Regions from separate parts of the Homo sapiens genome. Here all the other regions are linked to region 1. Evidence: chromatin loops called from intact Hi-C (ENCODE). Cell type or tissue: A673. All regions are shown on one strand. Each heading gives the region's core, and the rest is flanking DNA. Links, peaks and the distances in the headings are about the cores only.

Region 1 (8,296 bases), core at 2,206-7,205:
TGAACCAGGAAAACTCGCCAAACTGCAGGCACAAGTGCGCATTGGTGGGAAAGGAACTGCTCACAGAAAGAAGAAGGTCTTCCATAGAACAGCCACAGCCGATGATAAAAAGCTTCAATTCTCCTTAAAGAAGTTACAGGTAAACAATATCTCTGGTATTGAAAAGGTGAATATGTTTACAAACCAAGGAACAGTGATCCACTTTAACAACCCTAAATTTCAGGCATCGCTGGCAGTGAACACTTTCACCATAACAGGTCATGCTGAGGCAAAGCAGGTGACAGAAATGCTACCCAGTGTCTTAAGCCAGCTTGGTGCAGACAGTCTGACTAGTTTAAGGAGACTGGCTGAAGTTCTGCCCAAACAACCTGTGGATGGAAAAGCACCACTTGCTACTGGAGGGGATGATGATGATGGAGTTCCAGAATTGTGGAGAATTTTGATGAGGCTTCCAGGAATGAGGCAAGCTGAATTGAGTCGACTTCTGAAGAAGATAAAACTTGAAGAAGTTACTGGGAGCTGCTATTTTCTATTATGACTGCTTTTTAAGAAATTTTTGTTCATGGATCTGATAAAATCTAGATCTCTATACTTCTAAGCCCAAGCCCCTTGGACACTGTAGCACTTTTTAGTTTTCGCTTATACATAATCATTCTTTTTAGCTAATTAAGCTGCAGAAGCTGGGAAATAAAGTTCGAAACAAAGGTTAATAAAGTTCTTTGCCTAGTAAAAAATTAAAAAGTAAAAATAAATTTGAAAGACCATTTATATATTTTAATAGGCATTTTTCACATGTTGCAAAGATTTTCCCTAGTGTTTCGTTTATCTTGTATTTTTTTGTGTGTGTATGTTTAATCAATAGCAGTTGTAACTTTTTAAACTATGAACTAGAAATAAATGGATAAAAGATGTGGCCAGGCAGTGGTTCATGCCTGTAATCCTAGCACTTTGAGAGGCTGAGGTGGGTGGATCATGACGTCAGGAGATCAAGACCATCCTGGCTAACACGGTGAAACCCCATCTGTACTAAAAATACAAAAAATTAGCCTGGTATGGTGGCACGCACCAGTAGTCCCAGCTGCTTGGGAGGCTGAGGAGGGAGAATCGCTTGAACCCAGGAGGCAGAGGTTGCAGTGAGCTGAGATTTCGCCACTGCACTACAGCCTGGTGACAGAGTGAGACTCCGTCTCAAAAAAAAAAACAAAACCCTAAAAGATTATTGTAGATTATTATTTTCTAGTGTTTAAAGGATGCTGAGGCATATTCTTTTCCACAATTTTTTAAAAATTTGATCTCAATATAATAATACATAAATTACACATGCATTTGATTTTCTTTTTTTTTTTTTAGATGGAGTCTCGGGCTAGAGTGCAGTGGCGCCATCTCTGCTCACTGCAACCTCCTCCTCCCGGGTTCCAGCGATTCTTGTGCCTCTGCCTCACGAGTAGCTGGGATTACAGACCTGTTCCACCACACTCCACTAATTCCTTTGCATTTTTAGTAGAGAGGAGCTTTCACCATGTTACCCAGGCTGGTCTCAAACTCCCGACCTCAGGTGATCTGCCTGTCTCAGCCTCCCAAGCGCTGGGATTACATGTGTGAGCCACCTCGCCCAGCCTAAAATTCTTTTTCTGTACTAGTCCACACTATCTTTTCTCATGAAAATGTATTATTAAGCAGGATTTGTCTAGTAGAACCAGTTTGCCCTTGGTTATAAATGCATAGAAGATCAAAAACTAAATTAAAGCTGGAGGAACCATTATCAGGATTATTTTCTTCAGCTAAAAATGTGGGGAAAGATGTCCCACCTTCCTTCAGTTAGAACCAGTGCCAAACTATGTAGTAACTTACAAGATTTATTTTAGTGACCCTTGGAGAAAATTCTATGTCTTCTTGATGTAACCTATTCCAACATTAAATGATTTTCGTTAATATAAAAATCTCTCGTGCAGCAATCTAAGCTGTTTTTCTTTTTTTTTTTTTTTTTTTTTTAGACAGACTCTGTCTCTGTTGCCCAGACTGGAGTGCAGTGGCATGATATTGGCTCACTGCAACCTCCGCCTCCCAGGTTCAAGTGATTCTTGTGCCTCAGCCTCCCTAGTAGCTGGGATTACAGGTATGTACCACTATGCCTGGCTAATTTTTTTTGTAGTGTTAGTAGAGATGGGGCTTCGCCATGTTGACCAAACTGTCCTGAAATGATCTGCCCACCTTGGCCTCCCAGAGTGCTGGGATTACAGGTGTGAGCCACCGTGCCCTGCCTGTTTTTGATTTTCTTTTTAAAGTTATTATTTAACAATGACTTTCCACAGGCTATTGCCCCTTAGACTTCATGTCTCCAGATTGAACAATCCCAACTCCATATGCAGACCAAGTCAAATAATTTCCCTTATATTTATTTGGAGTTCAAGAACATATGAGCAACTAGAGACATTAAGTGAGGACCAAGCACACACACACACACACACACAGGCACATGGACAGGCACAGTCCCTTATTTTAAAAGTGTCTAAGGTTGACTCCAAATTTTCCATTTTAACATTTTAATTAGGGTAAAATATACTTCATTTTGCCTAAACAAAGACCAATTGTAATAAACCACATTTGCTTTTCATTTTAGTGAAAACTTCAAGTAAAGCCCGAAAGGGTCTTCCACTGCGGAAGGGACCTGGGATAAGCTGTAGAGAAGAAGAAGTTGCAAGACCAAGTTTGTTGTAAACATAGGCTTCTAGCATTCCCTGAGCCCTCTCTGTGCATGGAGCTCTACTCTGAGCCCGAGACTTAAGGAAGAAGCTTATCCTTTCCTGGAAAGACAGGGCAAACAAAATGAGAACCCATGTTAATAGAGAAGATGGGCACATAAATAATGACTTACAGGGTAGAGCTAGGTGCTTGGGATGGCAAACCACATGGGGCAGAATACATGAATTTGACCTAAAGAGATTTTTGTGGCTCTTTTATGGCTACATTCTAGGTCAAGAGACTTCAACCAAATAGCTCTATCTTCTTCCATTAGGGCTCCTCTAACAAAAATACCTTAGACTAGTCATTTATAAACAGTAGAAACTTATTGCTCACAGTTCTGAAGGCTGAGAATTCTGAGACCAAGACTCCAGCGGATTCGGTGTCCTGTGAGGGCCCCTTCCTTATAGATGATGCATTCCAGCTGTGTCTTCACGTGGCAGAAGGGGCAGAATAAGTTCCCTCTAGCCTCTCTTATAAGAGCACTAATCCCATTCATGTGGCTCTGCCCTCATGACCTAATCACCTCCTAAAGCCCTCACCTCTTAATATTATTGCTTTGGTGATTAGGTTTCAATAATAGATTGTGGGTGAGAGAACACAAATGTTCAGACCATAGCTTCTGGGTACAGAGGAGGTCCATCATATTCAGCCTCTCTGCAGATGGCCTTACCCATGGCCCAGATGCCTCTCCAGAATCTCTGAAAAGTCATTTCATTCTGCAGGCCCTTTCTCCTCCACCTCGTCCATTTACCTATAGTACAGCTACCTGCCTTCCTAATTCCTACTGGTGGGAGCTTCAGGTGTGGGGCCCAGAGACTCTTTATGTGGAGTCAACTCATCTCAGATGGGTCTTGGTGAGAATGAGATGGTGCCAGTGTTAGCAGCAGTGAATCCGTATGGGTTTGCAGCAACTCGATTCTTGGCTCCTCAGAGGAAAGAATTCACTGGAGAGGCATAAGGCAGATTGAGAGACCAAAGCAAGTTTTAGAGCAGGAACCAAAGGAAGTAAAGTATACTTGGAAGAGGGCCAAGCAGGCAACTTGAAAGATCCAAGTGCACTTTCAGCCCTTCACTTGGAGGTTTATACATTGGCATGGTTCCAGGGTTTGTGTCTCTCCCTTGATTTTTTCCTTGGGGCAGGCTGTCTGCATGTGGTGGCCTGCCAGGACTTAGGAGGGGCTACATGTGCAGTGTGCTTACCAAAGTTTTGTGCATGTTCATTTGAGGTGTTTTTCCCTTACCAGTTCATATGGTTTGGCTGTGTCCCCACCCAAATCTCATCTTGAATTGTTGTTCCCATAATCCCCATGTGTCATGGGAGGGACCCAGTGGGAGGTAATTGAATTATGGGGGTGGTTACCCATGCTGTTCTCATGATAGTGACTTCTCATGAGATCCGATGGTTTTATAAGCATCTGGCTTTCCCCTGCCAGCACTTCTGATTCCTGCTACCCTGTGAAGAAGGATGTGTTTGCTTCCCCTTCTGGCATGATTGTAAGTTTCCTGAGGCCTCCCCAGCCATGTGGAACTGTGAGTCACTTAAATCCCTTTTGTTTATAAATTACCCAGTCTTGGGTATAATTCATAGAAGCATGACAACAGACTAATACACCAGCCGAATATTCTTAGAAGAAGTTCATATACCAGTTAAACACCACCATTTTGCCTTTTAGGGCACATGCTTGAGTCCACTTACTCAGCTCCTGAGATCTTATCAGGAAGCCGCTGATCACCCACTTCAGGTGTTTTCTATCTAATGGGAGCCTGCCTTTCTCTGGTGCCAGCTGTGTCCAATTATTATTTTAGAGTGACAGTTAACAACAACTTGAGCATCACCTGATGGTCACCTGACATTCCTTGTGGGGACCTCTCCTACCCTGCTCATGTCTGCCCAGCTACCTACTTTTACACCGGGGGTAATAGAACTAGGGTGTTTAGTACCATTAGATGCAATGACCTGTAAAGATTGACTGAGTAACTGCACATATGTCCTGTTTCCTCTTTTATCCCTAAAGCATATGTTCTCTGAGATCTCCCAATCTACTATCCACTCCCCAAGAGGGCGCTCTGGAACCAGGACACACTCAAATCACCTAGTTTTAAAAACTCTCCAGATGAGCAGTGCTGCCTCCATGATATTAACCAGTCAAATCTCCAAGAGGTCAGACTCCTGAGGTCCAGGGTCTCAGCCAACATGTGCGAGCTCCTTGGCAAGCTAACATTTTGACACTGTTTCAAATTAATATTTTAAAAATATTCTAGGATTTTCAGCTTAATGTTTGCGGGAGATGACAAAATGTTCGGGCAGATGGGTGGAGCAGGAGGACATGGATGCCAGGACTCAGCATCTCCTCTGTTGACCCAGCAATCCTGCCTTGGCTGCACCTCACTAAGGGAAACAAAAGCTTAGTGTTAATTGCACTCATCTTCCTTAGACCGTAGTTAGTTGACCAACTATTTTTATTCAAGGGTGCCTCTTAGAGGTTCTAATTCTCAATCCAAGTGGCTGTATAAGAGCTTTATTTCTTTGAACCACATGCAGTACTTTCCCTGAAAGGAATTTGGTGAGTGTAATTTTCACCTCTCATTATATTTCCAATGAGTTCTTAGTGCGCTTGCGTGCACGCATGCACACACACGATCAGGACTCCTGGAAATTGCCATATTAGTCCATGTCTTGATCTAATATTGCATGGACAGAATTTCACATGGGTCATTTGTTGTCCTAGTACTTTTTAAGTTAGCTTAGTGCAAACAAAACACAAAACTAAAATAATTTACCTCCTAAAGAATTCAGAGCAATTTAGAGAATGCATCATAAAAGATTGCTTTCAATTTTTTAAATTTTGTTTCTTTTTCAAGTTGGGGTATTGTTCTGTCACCCAGGCTGGAGTGCAATGGCACCATTATGGCTCACAGGTACCTCAAACTACTGGGCTCCCGCAATCCTTCCTCCTCAACCTCCTGCCACCTGCCACTGTGCCTGGCTAATTTTTTTTTTTTTTTTTTTTTTGGTAGAGACAGGGTCTTGCTTTGTTACCTAGGCTGGTCTCCTGGGCTGAAATGATCCTCCTACCTCAGCCTCCCAAAGTGTTGGGATTATAGGCATGAGTCACCGTGCCCAGCCCAACTCTCAAATTATATCACACAGGCAGGAAGTGTCTGATAGCAGGTGGCATAGGCTCTGTGGGACTGTTTTCTTTTAAGAAACAATCTCTCATCATCAACATGCTTGAGGCCCCAGGAAAGGTCTTTAGTGCTTTAACTTGGGCACTCTGTGTTTGTCCAGCTGCACTGACATTTCATGGTGTGGGTGAGTCAGTGGGGAAGGGAAAGGCAGCAGCCATGAGAGGCAAGCCAAGGATATGGAACCTCTGGAAAGAACCAAAAAGATCAATGGGTGTCCTGCCTTTTCACCTCCCTATCCACTGGATTCACTTGATAGTAGTAGCAGCAAAAGAGCCATCCAGTCAGTAGGGACCTGCCTGGTCTGCAACGAAAGAAGGAGGCTTTCTGGGCCCTATTTCGTCAAGAGAAGGATTTAATATTTCACTTAGCCAGACCTCCATGTTCAACTGAAGGACAGACATCCCCGTGGATGTCTAAGCAGACATTTATCCTGGCAGCTGTGGGGCCAGATTCCTGGACTTTATGACTCAGGCTTTTTCAAAAGCAAAAAAACACTACAAGAGAAGGCCCTCATTATTTAAAAAGAATTAAGGATTCCCAGTTCAGGCAAGTCTTCCAGGGTCCTAAACTGGGGATCAGTCAGGTGAATTCAGCCAGTGATTGGTTTGGTTCACACAACGTTTTATTTTTTATTTTTAATTGGCAACCCCTGCACAAAGCAACAATACTGGAGGTAGGGTTTCAGGATTTAGACTGAGGCCCACAAGTGTTTTCTGAGCACTCTGGATGGGCAGGCTCTCTGATAGGCCGGTTCTCTGATAGGCCAGTCTTCCGGTCACTCACTCTAGTCCTGCCCAGTGACCTTGAAATAAATTGCAGCGCAAAATAGCAGAGTGCCCCACCTTCAGAGTGTTTGAGACTTTCCCCTCCTGAGTGGAAACACGGAGGCTCAGAGCAAGATTAGGAGAATCAGTCTTGGCAACAGATAAAGGGATCAATGGAAGAAGGAGCAGCTGAGGCCTGGGGAAATTTACATAAGCCTGCTAGAAGTAGGGGCTCAGAGCCTCAGAAGGGACAGTAAGAAACCAGACCAAAGGAAAACATCTGTAATGAGCTGTGAGGACCAGTGAGCTGCAGAGGTCAGAGCAGGCACCTCCCCACCTACAGAACAATCAAGCAGTTGCCAAAGCAAACCTTTCTGCAGTTGGGATTTATTTTATTGTCATTCTTCCCTTCCCATGGCTGCTGAGCCTTTGAAGTAATCCTCAGCGTGAAAAGATAGGAGGATGTGCACATAAGAGGCCCTTTGAAAAAGCCTTAGGGAAAGTAGCCAAGCTCCGGAGGGAGCAATTGTAAAGTGACTAGAACAAGGAAGTAGGGAAGGACTGTGGGGAGACCAGGCGGGTAGCTTAAAACCCTTGCCATAGCAAGCCTTTTTTAAGTGGCAAGCCAGAAGGCCCAGCCCAGTGGGCCTCAGCCAGCACTTGGGCTCATGGTCCTATTTCAGCATGAAATTCATTCCTGTGACTGCAAGGGAGCCGAACAGTACAACGATCTTAATGACTGTATTGCAAACCACAAAGGATCTATGTTCATGAATAAGCAATAATCAGCTGAAAACATATTATGTTTACCACAAAAAAAAAAGGCGGAAAGAGCACAAAATCTAGTGAGTAAAGTGTAGGCAGCAGATAGTAATGTGGTAGCCGATGTTCATCCCCTTGACCACTCTCATCAGGCCCAGAGACATGGTGCTTACATTTGCTCCAGTGGAGACTGGATAGAAAGAGTAGAGATGCAAAGAAAAAAACAACCTTAGCTTTTTAGGGAAAACACTAAGGGCTCTGGCATAAAACTGGAGAGATTACAGGGGGTATGTGAATATACAGAGCAGGTACCTCATCTGCTCTGCCATCATGACCAATAAAGAGCTTTGAGCCAGAGAGAGGGAAAAGAGTTTGCAGTCAAGGAAAATTATAAATTATAGCATGAAGTCCCTGTACTGTGCTTCTATACCCTGGAATACATCCTGGGGGAAGAGTGACCAGATGCCCCATGAAACATGAAGAGATCCAAGGCAGAGAGAACTCATGTCCTGTTCTTCATCTGGATATTTGATGTCTGTTTGGAGAAGGCCAACAGGAAAATGGTATGGAAGATCTAACCACCAGAGGGCCAATAGCTGACCCCATGTTCCTAGTGGCTTCCAAGTGCCCCAGAAGATTTTGCAGGTAACTGAGAGAGAAAGAGAGGAGCAGTGCTGCTCCAGGATTGCTTGGGTCAAAGTGAAGATCCAAGAAGTAGGAGACCTGGATTACGAGACTTGTGTCAGTGATGGGAGAAAGTTGCGGCTGCAGTCTTGGAGGCATCCTCAGCTCCGTGGTGCTAAGTGGGAGCAGAATGGACACTCATATGAAGATGG
Region 2 (8,296 bases), core at 1,441-6,440, 310 kb after region 1:
ATCACAATAAAGCAAGTCATACAGATTTTTTGGTTTCCCAGTGCAGTGCATAAAAAGTTATGTTTATACAGTAGTCTATTGTGTGTGTAGTCTAACAATGCACAACCCTTGATTTAAAAATACTCTATTGCTAAAAAATGCTAACAGTCATCTGAGTCTTCAGTGAGTTGTAATCCTCTGGCTGGTGAAAGGTCTTCTCTTGATGTTGATGGCTACTAACTGATCAGGGTGGTGGTTGCTGAAGGCTGGGGTTTGTATTACATTCTCACATTGTTAGAAATTCCTGGTAGAATTCTTGTTAGAACCTGGGTAATTTATAAAGAAAAGAGGCTTAATTGGCTCACGGTTCTGCAGGCTATACAAGCATGGCAGCATCAGCTTCTGGAGAGGCCTCAGGGAACTTACAATCATGGCGGAAGGCAAAGAGGGAGTGAGTGTCTCACATGGTGGGAGCAGGAGCAAGAGAGAGAGTGCATGGGAGGAGAAACAACCAGATCTCATGACAACTCATTCACTGTGCAGTACCAAGGGAGGTGGTGCTAAACCATTCATGAGAACTCTGCGCCCAGGATCCAGTCACTTTCCACCAGGCCTCTCCTCCAACACTGGGAATTACATTTCAACATAAGATTTGGGTAGGAACACAGATCCAAACCATATCAGGGTTGTTGTGGCAGTTTCTTGAAATAAGACAACAAAGTGTGTCACATTGATTGACTCTTCCTTTCACGAAGGATTTTTCTGTAGCTTGTGATATTGTTTGATAGCATTTTATCCACAGAACTTCTTTGAAAATTGGAGTCAGTTCTCTCAAACCCTGCTCCTGTTTTATCAACTAAGTTTATGTAATATTCCAAATCTTTTGTTGTCATCTCAACATCTTCTCTATGGGTAGATTCCATTTCAAGAAACTACTTTCTTTGTTTATCTGTAAGAAGCAGCTACTCAACTGTTCAAGTTTCATCATGAGATTGCAGCAATCCACTCACATCCTCAGGCTCCATTACTAATTCTAGTTCTCTTGCTCTTTCCACCACATCTGCAGTTACTTGCTCCACTAAGTTTCAAACTCCTCATAGTCATCCAAAAGGGTTGAAATCACTTTCTGCCCAACTCATGTTAATATTGATATTTGGCTTCCTCTCATGCATCACACAATTTCCTCCCATGAATCACAATTTTTTGGTTTTGGTTTTGTTTTTGTTTGTTTTGAGACAGGGTCTCACTCTGGTTGCCCAGGCTGGAGTGCAGTGGCACGATCTCAGCTCACTGCAGCCTCCACCTCCTGGGCTCAGGTGATTCCCCCACCTCAGCCTCCTGAGTAACTGGGATTACAGGCACGTACCACCCTGCCTGGCTATTTTTTTTTGTATTTTTAGTAGAAATGGGATTTTACTGTGTTGCCCAGGCTGGTCTTGAACTTCTGGAGTCATACATTCCACCCGCCTCTGCCTCCCAGAGTGCTGGGATTACAGGCGTGTGCCACCACACCCAGCCTACAAAGTTTTTAATGGCATCGAGAATGGTGAATTCTTTCAAGAAGGTTTTTCAGTTTACTTTTGTCCAGATTCATCAGAGGAATCACTATCTACGGCAGCCTTAGAAAATGTATTTCTTAAATAATAAGACTTGAAAGTCAAAATTCCTTCTTGATCCATGAGCTACAGAATAGATGCCATGTTAGCAAGCATGAAACCAACATTCATCTCCTTGTACATCTCTGTTAGAGCTCTTGGGCGACCAGGTGCATTGTCAGTGAGCAGTAATATTTTGAAACGAATCTTTTTCTCTGAGCAGTAGGTTTCAGCATTAATATTATTAATTATATTAACTATATTATATGTTAATTATATATTAATATTATTAAAATATTCAGTAAACCATGCTATAAATTGAGGTGCTGTCATCCAGGCTTTGTTGTTCTGTTTCTAGAGCACAGGCAGAGTAGATTTCGCTTCATTCTTAAGGAATCTTTAGGAATGGTAGATGAGCATTGGCTTCAACTTAAAGTCACAAGCTGCAGGATCCCCTAACAAGAAAGTCAGCCTGTTCTTTGAAGCCAGTTGTTGACTTCTCCTCTCTAGTGAGAAAGTCCTAGGTGGCATTTTCTTCCATTAGAAGGCTGTTTTGGTCTGCATTGAAAATCTGTTTGTTAGTATAGCCACCTTCATCAATTATCTTAGCTATATCTTCTGGCAAATTTGCTGCAGTTTCTACATCAGCACTTGCCGCTTCACCGTGCACTTTTATGTAATGGAGACGGATTCTTTAAACCTCACGAACCAACCTCTGCTAGCTTTCAACTTTTCTTCTGCAGCTTTGTCACCTCTCTCAGCCTTCGTAGAATTGAAGAGAGTTAGTGCCTTGCTCTGGATTGGGCTTTGGCTTAAGGGAATGTTGTCGGTTGTGTGATCTATCCAGACCATTCAAACTTCCTCCATAACAGCAGTAAGACTGTTTTACTTTCTTGCATTTGTGGGTTCAGTGAAGTAGCGCTTTCAATTTCCTTCAAGAACTTTCCCTCTGCATTCACAATGTGGCTAACTCTTTGGAACAAGAGACCTAGCTTTTGGCCTATCTAGGCTATTGACATGCCTTTCTCATTAAGTTTAATCATTTCTAGCTTTTGATTCAAAGTGAGAGACATGTGACTCTTCCTTTCAGTTAAACACTTAGAGGCCATTCTAGGGCTATTAAGTGGCCTAATTTCAGTATTGTGTTTCAGGGAATAGGGAGGCCTGAGGAGAGGGAGAGAGAAGTGGGGCAGGCTGATGGAGCCTTCAGAACACACACAAACATTTGTTTGCCGTCTTTACATGGGCACAGTTTGTGGTGCTCCAAAACAATTAAAATTTTAACATCAAAGACCATTGATCACAGATCACTATAACTGGTGTGATAATAATGAACATGTTTGAAAGATTGTGAAAATTACCAAATTGTGACACAGAGACATGAAGTGAACATGCACTGTTGGAAAAATGACATTGTTAGACTTGCTCAGAGCAGGGTTGCCACAAATCTTCAATTTATTTTTAAAAAAAAAAGCATCTGGTCAGATGTGGTGGCTCATACCTGTAATTCCAGCACCTTGGGAGGCTGAAGCAGGCGGATCATTTGAGGTCAGGAGTTCTAGACCAGCCTGGCCAAAATGGTGAAACCACGCTTCTACTAAAAATACAAAAATTAGCCGGCCATGGTGCATGCAACTGTAGTCCCCAGCTACTCAGGAGCCTGAGGTGGGAGGATCACTTGAACCTGGAAGGTGGAGGTTGCAGTGAGCCGAGATCGTGCCACTGCACTCCAGCCTGGACAACAGAGCAAGAGTCCATCTCAAAAAAAAAAAAAAAAGAGAAAAGAAAGAAGGAAGCAGTATCTGTGAAGCATAATATAGTGAAATGCAATAAAACAAGGCATGCCTGCATATTACAGTCATTCTGTGAGAGACTATAGATCAGGTACAAATTTTTTAAAAAGTACCTAAGAGTGTCTGCGATAGTATAGTCACTCAGATAATGTGTATTTGTTGAGTGAGGTATGTTGGGAAACTGAAACTTTAATCAGTGTAAAAATTATTGAGAGATATGTTACATGTTGTTTTAGTCTTTGAAATCCAAAGGGCTTTTGCACTGATAGCCTCAGTTCTGATTGGTCACTTTTCAAGTACTTTCTAGCTATACATGGCCAATGCTGCTGTTCTGGACGGCAGAGTTCAAGAGTCTTTCATCCTTTTTACTTTCTGTGACACCACACTGACATTCTTGACGTTTTCTTTTTGGTTTCTCCAAGGAAATACAGACCAATTCTGTATATGTATTAAGCATGTCATTTTGAAAGTTTATGAATTTAGAAATTAAAAGTCAAATGTTTGTTTTTCTTTTCTTCCTTTTTTCAAATGACCTTAGGATTTTATAACAGTTTAGAAGCTCCAGATTTGAAATCTGCAGTAAGTGTATTTTGGCAATACCTAAGATAGTGGAAAGCAGCACGATAGCTATTCATCTGGAAAGTTATGCAGGAATATAAACGTGTAGGGGAGGTTAGACCATTCCTGGAAAGAGGAGAGTTTAGTTGAGTCAGCCTCAAAGGGCGGGCAAATTTGCCATTCATAACAAAGTTGCAGATCAGAACAACCTCGCAGAGGAACCCTGAAAAGCTGATGTATTAGCCATCTGGTGGTCAGGTTGGGCATTGCAGTCATTCACTTAGCTGATACCCTTATTAGGTTTTGTTTAACTTGGAATTTAAATTAGTTCTCCATTTTTGTCTAAAAAAGCCTATTCCTAGTTTTAACATTTTTGGCATTTTTGAGGGGTATGGCAGGTCTGGTCACTGTAATTTATTGTTGTATTGCTCATGATGATCCTGAAAAAAACTTACATTAGTGAACTTGGACAAAGAAGCTAAAAAGTACTTGGAGAGAGAAATGGAGTTTGCTTTTTTGCTTTGAATTAAAAAATAATGGTCTCCTTAGTTGTTTGTTTTTTGTTTTGTTTTTTGTTTTTTTTGTTTGCTTGTTTGTTTGTTTGTTTTTGAGACGGAGTCTTGCTCTGTCGCCCAGGCTGGAGTGCATGGCACAATCTCGGCTCACTGCAAGCTCAGCCTCCCGGGTTCATGCCATTCTCCTGCCTCAGCCTCCCGGTAGCTGGGACTACAGGCCCCCGCCACCACGCCCAGCTAATTTTTTGTATTTTTAGTAGAGACAGGGTTTCACCATGTTGGCCAGGATGGTCTCGATCTCCTGACCTCGTGATCCACCAACCTCGGCCTCTCAAAGTGCTGAGATTACAGGTGTGAGCCACTGCGCCCGGCCTTGTTTTTATTTTTGAGAGAGTCTTGCTCAATCGCCCAGGCTGGAGTGCAGTGGCGCAATTGATCTCAGCTCACTTCAACTTCTGTCTTCTGGGTTCCAGTGATTCCCTGCTTCAGCCTCTTGAGTAGCTAGGATTTCAGGTGCACGCCACCACACCTGGCTAATTTTTGTATTTTTAGTAGAGACAGGTTCCGCCATGTTGGCCAGGCTGGTCTCAAACTCCTGACCTGCCTCAGGTGATCCACCTGCCTCGGCTTCCCAAAGTGCTGGGATTATAGGCATGAGCCACCGCACCCAGCTTATTTTTTAAAAAGTAGGTTAATGTGCATAGATTTTGTTCTTCTTTGAAGATGAGAAAAACACAACAGCTTATGAAACATTATGAAAATCATGTAGTTTCTATGGGCTGTGCACCTGTGTGCAAACACATGCTTACCCCCCAAAGCGGTGGGAAATTTCTGGCATAATCTGAAACATCTGTCATTCTCCTTTGAGCTTCTCTACCCGGATGAGTAGTGGAACTCTTGGTTCTGTGATTGCAATTCTAATCATGAGGTAATAGAAATCAAGGCACTTTTCTTTTATTCTTTATTTGCCACTTTTCTTTTTATAGAAGTGATACTCATCTCTGAAATACAGCCTACAAATACCTCTGTTTTCCTAGAGAACACATAAGCGTAATTGAAATGTGCCTAGGACAATACGTGCACCATATTAGATGGCTGCCAGTATAATACCTGTTTGTTGAACTTTAAGAAAGGGAATCAGGGTAATTAATTTAACAATCACTGATGGGAATTTGAGTTATGTACTCTTTCTAGTTAGCTGTTCAACAGTACACTGTTGGTTTTGCTACCTTTTGAGATTTTTTTCTTTGATTTCAGAAAATAAAGCAGTTGGAGTGATGAAGTCGGGCCATGTATTTACAATTGAGCCAATGATTTGTGAAGGTGAGAAAAAAGGATGCCATGATATTTTTCAATTGAATTTATATGTATTTTAGGTAATTCATCATGTCAGTGGTCTTTTCTACCTGCTTGCTTTTTGCTTCCTACTCACTCCCTGTCCCACCTCAAACTTGATTCAGTATCGTGAAGAACTGAAAATTGTGAGGGTTGGCAAGAACGGCATGGGTTCTGCGTGGTAGTCTTCTGTCAGGAGATGCTGAAATGCTTGAATTCTGGTCCCTTTTCATAAAGATCATGTCAAAGGGTGCATTGTAATAATGAGGTGCCCAGGTCAAGTCTGTGCGGACGTTCTTGCTTGATGTAGGAGAGGGAAGAGGAGGGAACAGAGCAGAGCATTGACGAGCCACCCAGTTCGAGGCAGACATGATTATATGATTTAATTCTTCACAATTTATAAGGTAGGTGTTACCCCATTATAGAAACTAGGAAACTGGTCCTTGAAGAGGGTGGGTAGCTTGCCTGTAACTTAGCTTGTTACTTGGCAGAATTTGTCAGACTCAGCTCATGAGCTGTTCTGACCCTTCATGGTCTGTACTCATGTCATCACGTGGCATCATATAGCTATTGTGGGGAAAGCACACCAAGGACACTTGGAAAGCACACTTGGCTCTGGCAGCCTCCCCACTGTTGTCATCTCTTCCAGACAGGCTTGTAGCAGTGATAGGAGACTGGGAGTCACAATTAGGGCTCCTCACCGAGATTTTCAGAGTGATTCTGGTAATGGAGCTTTCTGGTTAGGGGATGCAAAGTGAGGCAGTAGCAGTAGAGCTTGTGTGTCCTGAGCCCTGTTTTAAAGGATACTCCCTCTCTTGATCCTTCCAGTCTTTTTATAACCCAGTCTTGGGAGTGACTTCTATATTGTCTTTCTTAGAAGTGATTCACTGAATCCAGCCCGCACTCAAGGGGAGCAGGAGCTCACACAAGGGCCTGCATGCCAGGAGGCTGGGGATCACTGAAGTCACTTTAGAGGCTGCCTTCTAAAGCTGGTTCCTTATTGCGTTTTCTGTAAAATGAAAATTAGAATCTCTATCTTGCCAACACCCAGGGCTGCTAGACTGAGATGATTTATGTTATGTTATATACTTTAAAAGACTGCACAAATGTGCAGTAAAGTTTTTGTCATCCTCTTATAATAAGGATAAAGTTCTGATCACGTGCAACCAGTTGTAAAGATGGTAAGTATTTAGCAGTGAAAAGAAAGATAGTGGGAGGAAATTGTCATTTTGGCTACGTATTTCCATTAACTAGCACCTGGTTGGTGAGCCATGATGTAGTGTTTTCAGTAAGCAAATAACTTTCTATACAGCCAGCACAGGTAATTAATCATCAAATTATAGCAGATATACTTGAAGTGTAACTCAGCTAGGTTAAATCCCTGGACTAGAAAGTCTCAAATCTGCAGGAGAATTTCCTCAGAATAGCCAAATAAGTTTGACTTGACATTACTAAAAATCCTGTTTTATCAGATCACAATAAAATTACAGTAGTAATGTTTTAAATTTGTGTAAAGGCCATTTGTGTAAAGGCCATTACATTGAAAAACATCGATGTACTCATCTTTAGTTGCTTGATGAGGCATGAGTTAACTTTTTTAGGCCGCCTCGTATTTTCTTTTTAGCCTGGGATTTAATATTGCAAAAGTAGTTTACTTCACTACAGAGTTTATGTTCTGGGATTTGTCTGTCTGAGGCAGTGAGTCCTAGAGGTAATATGTTTCACCTAAAGATTACTCAAAATGAAGAAAGTATTGATTTTTTTTTAACATCTAATTTTGAAAGAAGAAAGCTCGCAAATACATCTTTTACAGTAGTATCTAGAATTGCCTTTCTCATTCCACCTCTGCTTCACATTCTCTTGGGCCTTTGCTTTCTGCTTTCCCTCATTATGACCCCTTCACCCCCTTTCCCTCCTTTCTCTGAGTTTTCTTTCATGGCCTCCCAGATTCACTGTCCCTTTGCTTCCCTTCTCTGGTTTCAACTCCTGTCCAGACCATTCTGCTTCATATTTTTCTTATGCTCTCACACCAGTCTTTCTTTTGCCCCTCTTTCTGATTCCAGGGGTATAGTTCACAAAAATTTCACTGTATAATCTGTTCTCACCATCTGTTTGTGTGCCTACCATTTTGAAATTATATCAGGAATTGAATGCTGTAATAAAACTGTAAACATTTACATGATTTCCTTCACAATATATGCTGAGTATAGTTTTGTCAGATGCCCAAGTTATACTAGGAAAGAGCTAAATTCATTCAAGTTTTTTTTCTGATTTTTTAATTGTAAAATACACATCTCATTTTTAAATGTACAGTTCAATATTATTAAATACATTCATAACGTTGTGCACCCATTACCACCATCCATCTCCAAAAGTCTTTTCATCTTGTAAAACTGAAACTCAACCCATTAAACATTCCCTTCCTATTGCTCACTACTCCCAGACCTTGGCACCCACTGTTCTGCTTTCTATCTCCATGATTTTGACTACTGTACTCTACCTCATAGAAGTGGAATCATTA
Region 3 (8,296 bases), core at 1,069-6,068, 83 kb after region 1:
ACAGTGGCTCACGCCTGTAATCCCAGCACTTTGGGAGGCTGAGGCAGGCAAAACACCTGAGATCAGGAGTTCGAGATCAGGCTGGCCAACATGGCGAAACCCCATCTCTACAAAAAAATACAAAACATTAGCCGGGCGTGGTGACACACTCTTGTAGTCCCAGCTACTCAGAAAGCTGAGGCAGGAGAATTGTTTGAATCCGGGAGGCAGAGGTTGCAGTGAGCCAAGATGGTGCCATTGCACTCCAGCCTGGGCAACAGAGCAAGACTCCATTTCAGAAAAATAAAATAAAATAAAATAAATACAAAAAATAAATAAGTAAATTCTAATGGAGCCATTAGAAGAAGGGTATTTGGGGGTCTTTAGCCTCACTTGTTTTCTTTGATGTTCGTAACCGATATTTTCTCAAAATCTTGTAAGGTGAAAAAAAAAAAGGCAACTTCAATCCCCTGTTTCCATCTAGTTTCCTCACTTAAGATTCTCTTGGTAGAAAATCTGGAAGCACTCGTCGCAAATGCCTTTACAACACTATGTTGAAAAATAAAGCTAGGTGGAGACGATAGACCTCCAAAGGGCAGATTTTCATAGCACAATTGAGTATCTCTGAGCCTCAGTTTCCCCAACTATGATACAGAATAAACTAGACTGGAGCATTTCTAAGGTACTATCAGTTCTTATGATCTTATCACTATATTGATTATATAATGGGTATAAGAGTTTATAAGCTTAAAATATCATAGATGGTAGAATAGAGAGAGAGAGAGAGATCGGACAGATAGATATTTCCATATACTGAATCTCTTTTGTACAGATGTATAAGTAGATTTTACTATATTTAACAATGCTAATGGATGCTAAAATCCACAGCATTTCCATAAAAAGCAACACAAATACTAAAATAACCAACATACCCTTACCAAAAATGTTTAAAAGTGAAAAAAAAATCAAAAGTTCTGTCTGACAATTTCAAACATTCTCTTTACTAGAAATTGTTTTTAACAAAAGCTTAGGGAAAATTTATTCCATATAGGTTTAGAGAATTGGACATAATGTACAGAACTTGAGAGCACAAATTTCTGGTTAAGCACAGTTACCAATAAGTTCAAGCTTGGAATTTTTAAGAGCAAAAAGTAGGTAGACACTGGTAATTTCTCTTAAATTATAGAAAAAATTGTCTGGCACATTGCAAATACCCAAAACTTTTTTTTGTTGGATTAATAAAGGAAAGAATACAATATAGTGAATACAAGGGCTCCAAACACACAAAATAATTCATTGCAATCACACATTAGAAGAGACAGTTCCAAGTTTAGAGAATTACCCTCCTTGCCTCACTTTCAGCTCCTCTCTACTTTTTGTCAGCATATTTCTGCTGAGGATGGTCATTTTACCTCATAAAGGTGTCCTCTCACTACCCTTGAAATAACTTACTCATAATATAGGAAGAGACAATAGACAGGGAAAATAAGTCAAACATTAAATCAGCAGTGTCAATATAACACATATTGTAAAGTTAGGAGTTTGGTCCCAGACCTCACAAACCCAGTTTAAGTACTGGCTCTAGCAGTGGACTTTAAGCAAATCATTGACTCTCTTTGAATCTCAATTTTCTCAGATGTCTTACTCAGCTACTGATTATTTAAAGATTTTTTTTAAATAATAGGTTTGAGATATAACTCACATATCACACAGTTCACCTATTGAAAGTATACAATTAAATGGTTTCTAGTGTAGTCATAGAGTTATGCAACTACCACCACAATTTTAGAATGTTTTCATTACCCCTATACCTATTAGCAATCACTCCACATTTCTCTCCATCCTCCCTCCCTCAGCCCTAGGAAATCACCAATCTATATTGTCTCTATAGATTTGCCTATTCTGGACATTGCATATAAACGGAGTTATACAATATATGGTCTTTCATAACAGGCATCTTTTACTTAGCATAGTGTTTTCAAGGTTCATCTATGTTGTAGCATGTATCAATATTCCATTTTATTGATAAAATATACTCTGTTTTATGGATGTACAATGTTCTATTTATCCATTTATCTGTTGATAGATCTTTAGAGATTTTGTTAAATGGCTTCTGTTCCTTGGAGTAACATTAACTTAGGTGGGTTGCTTTTTTCCCTTTAGTTATCTACAACCAGTTTATAAATGAAATTCCTCATTAAAATAGGTAGTTAGCCAACACCAAGCAAATGTTCTTAAAATGCCATTATTGTCCTTTGCTCAAGCAGTTGTAGGATCCTGCCACATTTGTCATCTTGACCTCATTTATGGCCATATATAGACACTGCCCACTACCAACAACTGCAACACCATCTAATCCTTGATTTCAATGGCTCTGCTCTGGTACCTTCTATGTTTTCAGTTGACTTCCTCAACTACTGTCACTCCAGCAACTCTTTGCCCTCACCAGAATATCCAGTCCATCCACCCTCCAATCTTTTCACTGTCCAGCAATCCCTTCATGTTCCCTCTCTCTCTCTCTCTCTCTTTTTTTCTTTCCGACACACCAAGGTCCATGCAGGAAACTGCATGTTCTCATTTCCTTCCTTACCCAGCTTAGAAGCCATGATCCATCATCATCATCATGATCATCATCATTCTCCTGCAGGAAAACTCCACTCCTAGTCCCTCTGCCCTCTGTTGTCCTTGCCCAGCAACGTTATAGCCCTGGTCTAATGCCCTGCCTACTCTGTCCCCAAATTTGAGAAACTGAACATGACTGGATAAAACCACCCAATATGCTGAGGGTCATTACTTTAAATGAGTGATCACAAATCTCAAGAGGGCTTCCAGTATGCCTGAAAAATCCTATTTCATTTCCTGTGTTTATTTACTCAGTTTCCTCTACAGCTGTTGCACACTTTCTTCCCTCTTCTTAAATTTCGAGCCTCTTGCCCTTTCTCACTCTCACTGATGAACTCGCTTTTTATTTCACTCAGAAAACAGCTGCAATCATAAAATAACTTTTTTGGCATTCCTTCAACAAATCTACCTTCATCTATATGCATATACTCTGCCAGAATCTTTCCAATTACAGCAGATGAACCAAGTTTGTCAGAGCGAGAGTATACATAACCACTGATGAAAGTTCTGAAAAAAAGATTTAGATAATCATGGAGATTTTAGAGTTAAATTAGTGTAAAGTATATAGAAAACTAATTTTAGGGCCATATTCTCCACTTGTATACTGGATCCCAACCCCTCTGGCATTCTGCAAAAAATTGCACAGCAAAAAAAAAAAAAAAAAAAAAAGTAATCCTAGTTTACTACCTGGCTTATCTATGGATAAGGTTTAATAGTCATAATAAAATAAACCTGAATATGGACCTAACAAAAATTATGGGGTTAGGCATCATCTATTAATTTCCCACCATGGAAGATGAAAATTTAGCTTTCTGTCCTTCCCCTCAGCCTCTCTGATAAATAAGAACTTAAGAAAGTAATTATCTCTACTCTGTCATCCCTTTCTCACTGTTCATAGGAGAGCCACATCAGAGCATTTTTGAGCATTTTCCTTCATGGGGAAGGCTCCAGGGTGGTTCTTAAAAAAATAAAGAAAGAAGAAAGAAGGAAAGAAAGAAAAAGGAAGAAAGAAGGAAAGAAAGAAAAGAAAGAAAGAAAAGAAAAGAAAAGAAAAGAAAAGAAAAGAAAAGAAAAGAAAAGAAAAGAAAAGAAAAGAAAAAGAAATATTAATGTCCCTCTCTTCCCCATACCACTAGGATCTAGGGTGTTCCCTCTGCAGGTGCTAAGGTTTTTGCTCCCTCTTCCATTGCTACAAAATCCAGTCCAGTGGCTATGTCTTCACCTTCTTTTCCAGTCATATCCCTGCTTTTACTCATCATTTTGTTGAAAAGGTCAAGTGCAAGATGGACAAAACTTACAGAGGCCTATTACATCACAAACTCTGGCCAACCTGGGCCACTATATGGGGACTTGGCAAGCAGTGTGCTTAACTTAGTGGTCATTATCTTTATGATCTAGGATCATGTCAATACAAAAAGAGAATCCCAGTGCCTGAGTCAGAATTAAGTTTGACTCTTCTGTGCCCCCTTTTGGCTAGTTGTCGCTCGGAGGGTGTGCCAAACAGGCTGGCCCTGGTTGCTCTTAGAAGAAAGAAAGAAGCGTGCCCAAGAATGGTCGGGACAGAATCCCACTAAGTCTACATAGCCCTTCACCTCTGGTCATCACCCAGGGAGTGACTGAGAGGAAATGACTCCTTTTGGGAAATAGCTGCGTTAATTGATCAGATTGCCTCACTAAGGTGTGTTGAGTGGTAGGAGGTGAAGGAAGGAGAATTAGAAATCTTTTTGAGTGGGTTTTTTAGGAGGCCATTCTAACACTCAATGATACCAGATGCCTGTGAATGGTAGAGAACATGGAAGGTCCATTGAATTTCTTCACAATCAGCCTATTGTTGAGTGGCTAATTTTGTGACAGTCACTTTTATGATAAAAAGTATACTAATATCAGACTACAAGTGATTCAAAAGTCCAAGTACCTAACACAGGTGACTTTCAAGGACCACAATTCTGGACAGTAAATGAACTTTTCCCCTGCTTGAGAGGAAGGGACTATCTCTATCTTCCTTGACTGTTCACTACAACAACGTGAAAAAAGTGTCTGGACCCAGGCAGGCAGAGCCTCTGCTTGCAAGATGTACAGAAACGTGAGAGACCCATTTCTTTAAACAAATAGTTGGATACAGAATTAATATCAGAAGGAATGACAGAAAGATATATATTTACATATTTATATGTACATGTATAAACATATACACACACACATACACACATGCATATATATATCACAACGAATTACAACACAAAGTAGGGCTGAGTGCGGTGGCTCATGCCTGTAATCTCAGCACTTTGGGAAGCCAAGGCGAGTGGAACACTTGAGGTCAGGAGTTCAAGACCAGCCTGGCCAACGTGGTGAAACCTCATCTCTACTAAAAATACAAAAATTAGCTGGGCATGGTGGTGCCTGCCTGTAATCCCAGCTACTTGGAAGGCTGAGGCAGGAGAATCACTTGAACCTGGGAGGCAGAGGTTGCAGTGAGCTGCAGTCATGCCACTGCACTCCAGCCTGGGCAACAGAGTGAGACTCTGTCCAAAAAAATAATAATAATAATAAAAGAAACAAATGGGTTAATTATTAAAATTAATATTGCTAAAATAAGAAATAAATAAGCCTGTGAATATGATACCCCAAGAACACAATAGCATTCATATTGTTTTCCAGCCAAAAGTTCATACCTGAATCTGACTATGAGAAACCATCAGACAAACCCAAACTGAAAAAATTCTATAAAACAACTGACCTGCCTTCTCCAAAATGTCTTATGAAAGTCAAAGACATTCTTATGAAAGACAAAGAGAGACTGAGGAACGTCCTCTAAAGAGAGTGAAGAGTCATGATAACCAATGATCCGCGACTGATCCTGTCCCAAGAAAGAATGAAATTGCTACAGATGACATTATTGTGACAATTAATGAGATTGGAATATGGGCTGCAGATTAAATAATAGCATATAGCAATTTTAAATTTCCTGAGTTTGATTACTGTATTATTACAACATAAGAAATATTTTTGTCTGTAGGAAATACACATGGAAGAATTAACAGGTAAAGGGGCATGATAAAAGTAACATACTCTCCAATGGGTCAGAAAAAAATGTATCTATACTGAGAAAGAGATAATAAAATAAATATGGCAACATGTTAAAACTTGGTGAATCTGAGCAAGAGGAGTATGGGAGTTCTTTGTACTATTTTTGCAACTTTCTGGTAAGCTTGAATTTTTTAATAAGAAGGAAAAATAAAAAATTTAAAATAACAAATACTTGGGGGTAAAGTATTAAGAAGAATTATTCAAGATCTCTATGAAGAAAACTTTAAAACTCTACTAAGAGACACAAAAGGAGCCTTGAATAACTAAAAAGGCATCATAATGAAGAAATAGCTTCATTAAGATGTCAATTCTCCTTAACTAGGTGCATAAATTTTATACAATTTTGATTGACTTAAACAGCAAGAAATAGCACAAAGTCATTTAAAAAATACTACAGTAGATATTAAAATGTACTATAAAGCCAGTTGAATAATGTTATATGGTAAGGTAGACTGCTCAGTGGACTAATTACAAAGGCAGAAATGCATCCAAATACACATGCACATTTTTGACCCAGCAATTCTTTTTTTTCTTTTTATTTTATTCATTCATTCATTCATTCATTCATTCATTCATTCATTCATTTTTAGATACAGGGTCTTGCTGTGTCACCCAGGCTGGAATGCAGTGATGCAATCATGGCTCACTGCAGCCTTGAACTCCTGGGCTCAAGCAATCCACCCACCTCGGCCTCCCAAAGTGCTGGGATTACAGGCATGTGCCACTGTGCCCAGCCTGACCCAGTAATTCTAATTATTGTATTTTGTCAGGTAGGTAATATTTGCATGTATGGAAAATGACATCTGTACAAAGTCATTCATTACAGCACATTAGTAATACCAAAACATTGAAAATAGCCTTACTGTTCATTAATATGGGACTGATTAAATAATGATCTTCCCACACAAGGGAATTCCATGCATCCAGAAAGGAAAATGAGAATATACTCTATGTACTGATAACAAATGATCTCCTAGATGGAGAGCAAGATATTTAGTACACCATCACTTAATTTTTTAAAGGAAAGGAGGGGAAAATTACAAGTGTCTATATCTCTGTGTCTATATACATTGTGGTTGATAGAAAACAAAGAATGGCAATGGGAATTCAAAATATTACTTTTATTATTGATAAAGCTCATGTCAGAGAACACAACTCAGGTATGCGCCAACAGTAGATTCCCCAGTACTAAACCCAAGAACTAGGCAGTCTCATTCACTTGGGCTGGGCCCCCACAACCCTCCCCATGTGAGGGCCACTCTTGTCCATGCTTAAACATGATTGGAGAGCAAAAAGTCTGTTTGCTGGAGTCACCTTGCTCCAAAAAGGAAGGGCACGAAATAACTAAGCTTCGTGCACCAATTTTTCTGCCACCCTCATCAATCATATAACTCATTATTTTCTGAGGAGAGGAGAAAGGGATGGGGGCCGAGGCCAGGAGAGTTAGGGAAAAAACACTTTTCAGGTAAACCTTGTGGATGAACAAAAGAAGTCCTTCCCCAGCCCCTTCCCCAAGAGAATAGACAAGAAACTGGAAACTCTGAAGGCCTCTGGCAACAGGCACTAGATGACTGGGGGCGTGGACAGAAGGAGGCCATTTACTGGGTTGCCTTTTCCATTTTTGAAATTTTGAACCAGAGGACTCTATTTATATTGAAATATAAATAAAAATATTTCCAAATGATTATGTGCAGATAATTAAGAGCTGTAAGGAAAGAATAAAGGAAAAATATTGAATTCATGTATCATTTGCTTCATGATGAAATGAATGGAATTTTACCTAACTTGATATAATTGGAAAATGTTTCCAAAACACAGGTAACCTACCCAGAAAGTATAGTTGATCCAGCCATGTTTTTGCTCCTTCTGCATGAAATGTATTGTCTGCCCATCAAGAGACCACAGATGGGGGAGCCAGGTGCAATGGCTCATACCTGTAATCCCAACACTTTGGGAAGCCAAGGTGGGAGGATCACTTGAAGACAGGAGTTAGAAACCAGCGTGGACAACATAGGAGATCTTGTCTCCACAAAATATTTTAAAATCAGCTGGGCATGGTGGCACGCACCTGTAGTCCCAACTACTCAGGAGGCTGAGGCAGGAAGATTGCTTGGGCTGAGGAGTTTGAGGCTGCAATGAGGTATGATTACGCCACTGCACTCTAGCCTGGGTGACAAAGTGAGACTCTGTTTCAAAACAAAAAGAAAGAGAGCATAAATGAGGTTGAAGAAAGTAGCTACAGGCTGGATCTGTGAAAAACCCAGAATCTAGAAGAGAAGGCAATATGATCAGTAAAATGCCTTCTCAGCACGGGGGACTCATAACATGTGGGCAAGGGTGCTCTGGGTTGAGAGCTCATGTTGACCAACATTGATAATGTTAAAGAATGTCTTCTCCATACTCTGAGAGTCGCTTCTCCTTCAGGGCTGGAGTTGGTCATATAGGTGTGTTTGCTCACGCAGAAGGGGCAAAATGAACTTGTGTGGGTCCCCATTTTGTGCCTCTTCAGACTGACTTCTTCTTTGCCTCTTGGACATTGACAAATGGAGAAACTGAGATATAGCTCAGTAGCTCTCACCTTGACTCTGCTATTGAAGACCAGAGAAAT

Evidence for each region. Hi-C counts contacts between places; a loop is a spot of excess contacts. Peaks named below come from ENCODE experiments on the same cell type or tissue, not always from the same donor. Only the 100,000 strongest peaks of a DNase experiment are listed, where the experiment ranks them.
Region 2: a loop joins it to region 1, with 2.5 times the contacts of the local background. A loop is called at or near these places in 6 of 110 quality-filtered maps.
Region 3: it touches region 1 in a loop (2.3-fold over the local background); 4 of 110 quality-filtered maps call a loop at or near these places.

The regions. Positions count from the first base shown.
Region 1 is chr4:98,740,761-98,749,056 of GRCh38, forward strand. It overlaps the pseudogene BTF3P13. Among named protein-coding and RNA genes, the nearest start is that of TSPAN5-DT, 86 kb to the left of the region's middle. RefSeq lists enhancers at 6,695-7,245, 7,246-7,796. In A673, for the core only: a CTCF peak has its summit at 4,805 (motif pointing right); DNase peaks (open chromatin) are centred at 4,811 and 7,201; H3K27ac peaks cover 1,539 bases.
Region 2 is chr4:99,052,056-99,060,351 of GRCh38, forward strand. METAP1 (methionyl aminopeptidase 1) reads left to right here. Exons shown (of 11, transcript NM_015143.3): 10 at 5,698-5,763. Among named protein-coding and RNA genes, the nearest start is that of ADH5, 33 kb to the right of the region's middle. RefSeq lists an enhancer at 2,700-2,769. In A673, for the core only: a CTCF peak has its summit at 4,187 (motif pointing left); a DNase peak (open chromatin) is centred at 4,156.
Region 3 is chr4:98,824,944-98,833,239 of GRCh38, forward strand. All of the region lies in intron 2 of LOC105377343 (a long non-coding RNA gene), which reads right to left. Among named protein-coding and RNA genes, the nearest start is that of EIF4E, 100 kb to the right of the region's middle. In A673, for the core only: a CTCF peak has its summit at 4,087 (motif pointing left); DNase peaks (open chromatin) are centred at 2,958 and 4,068.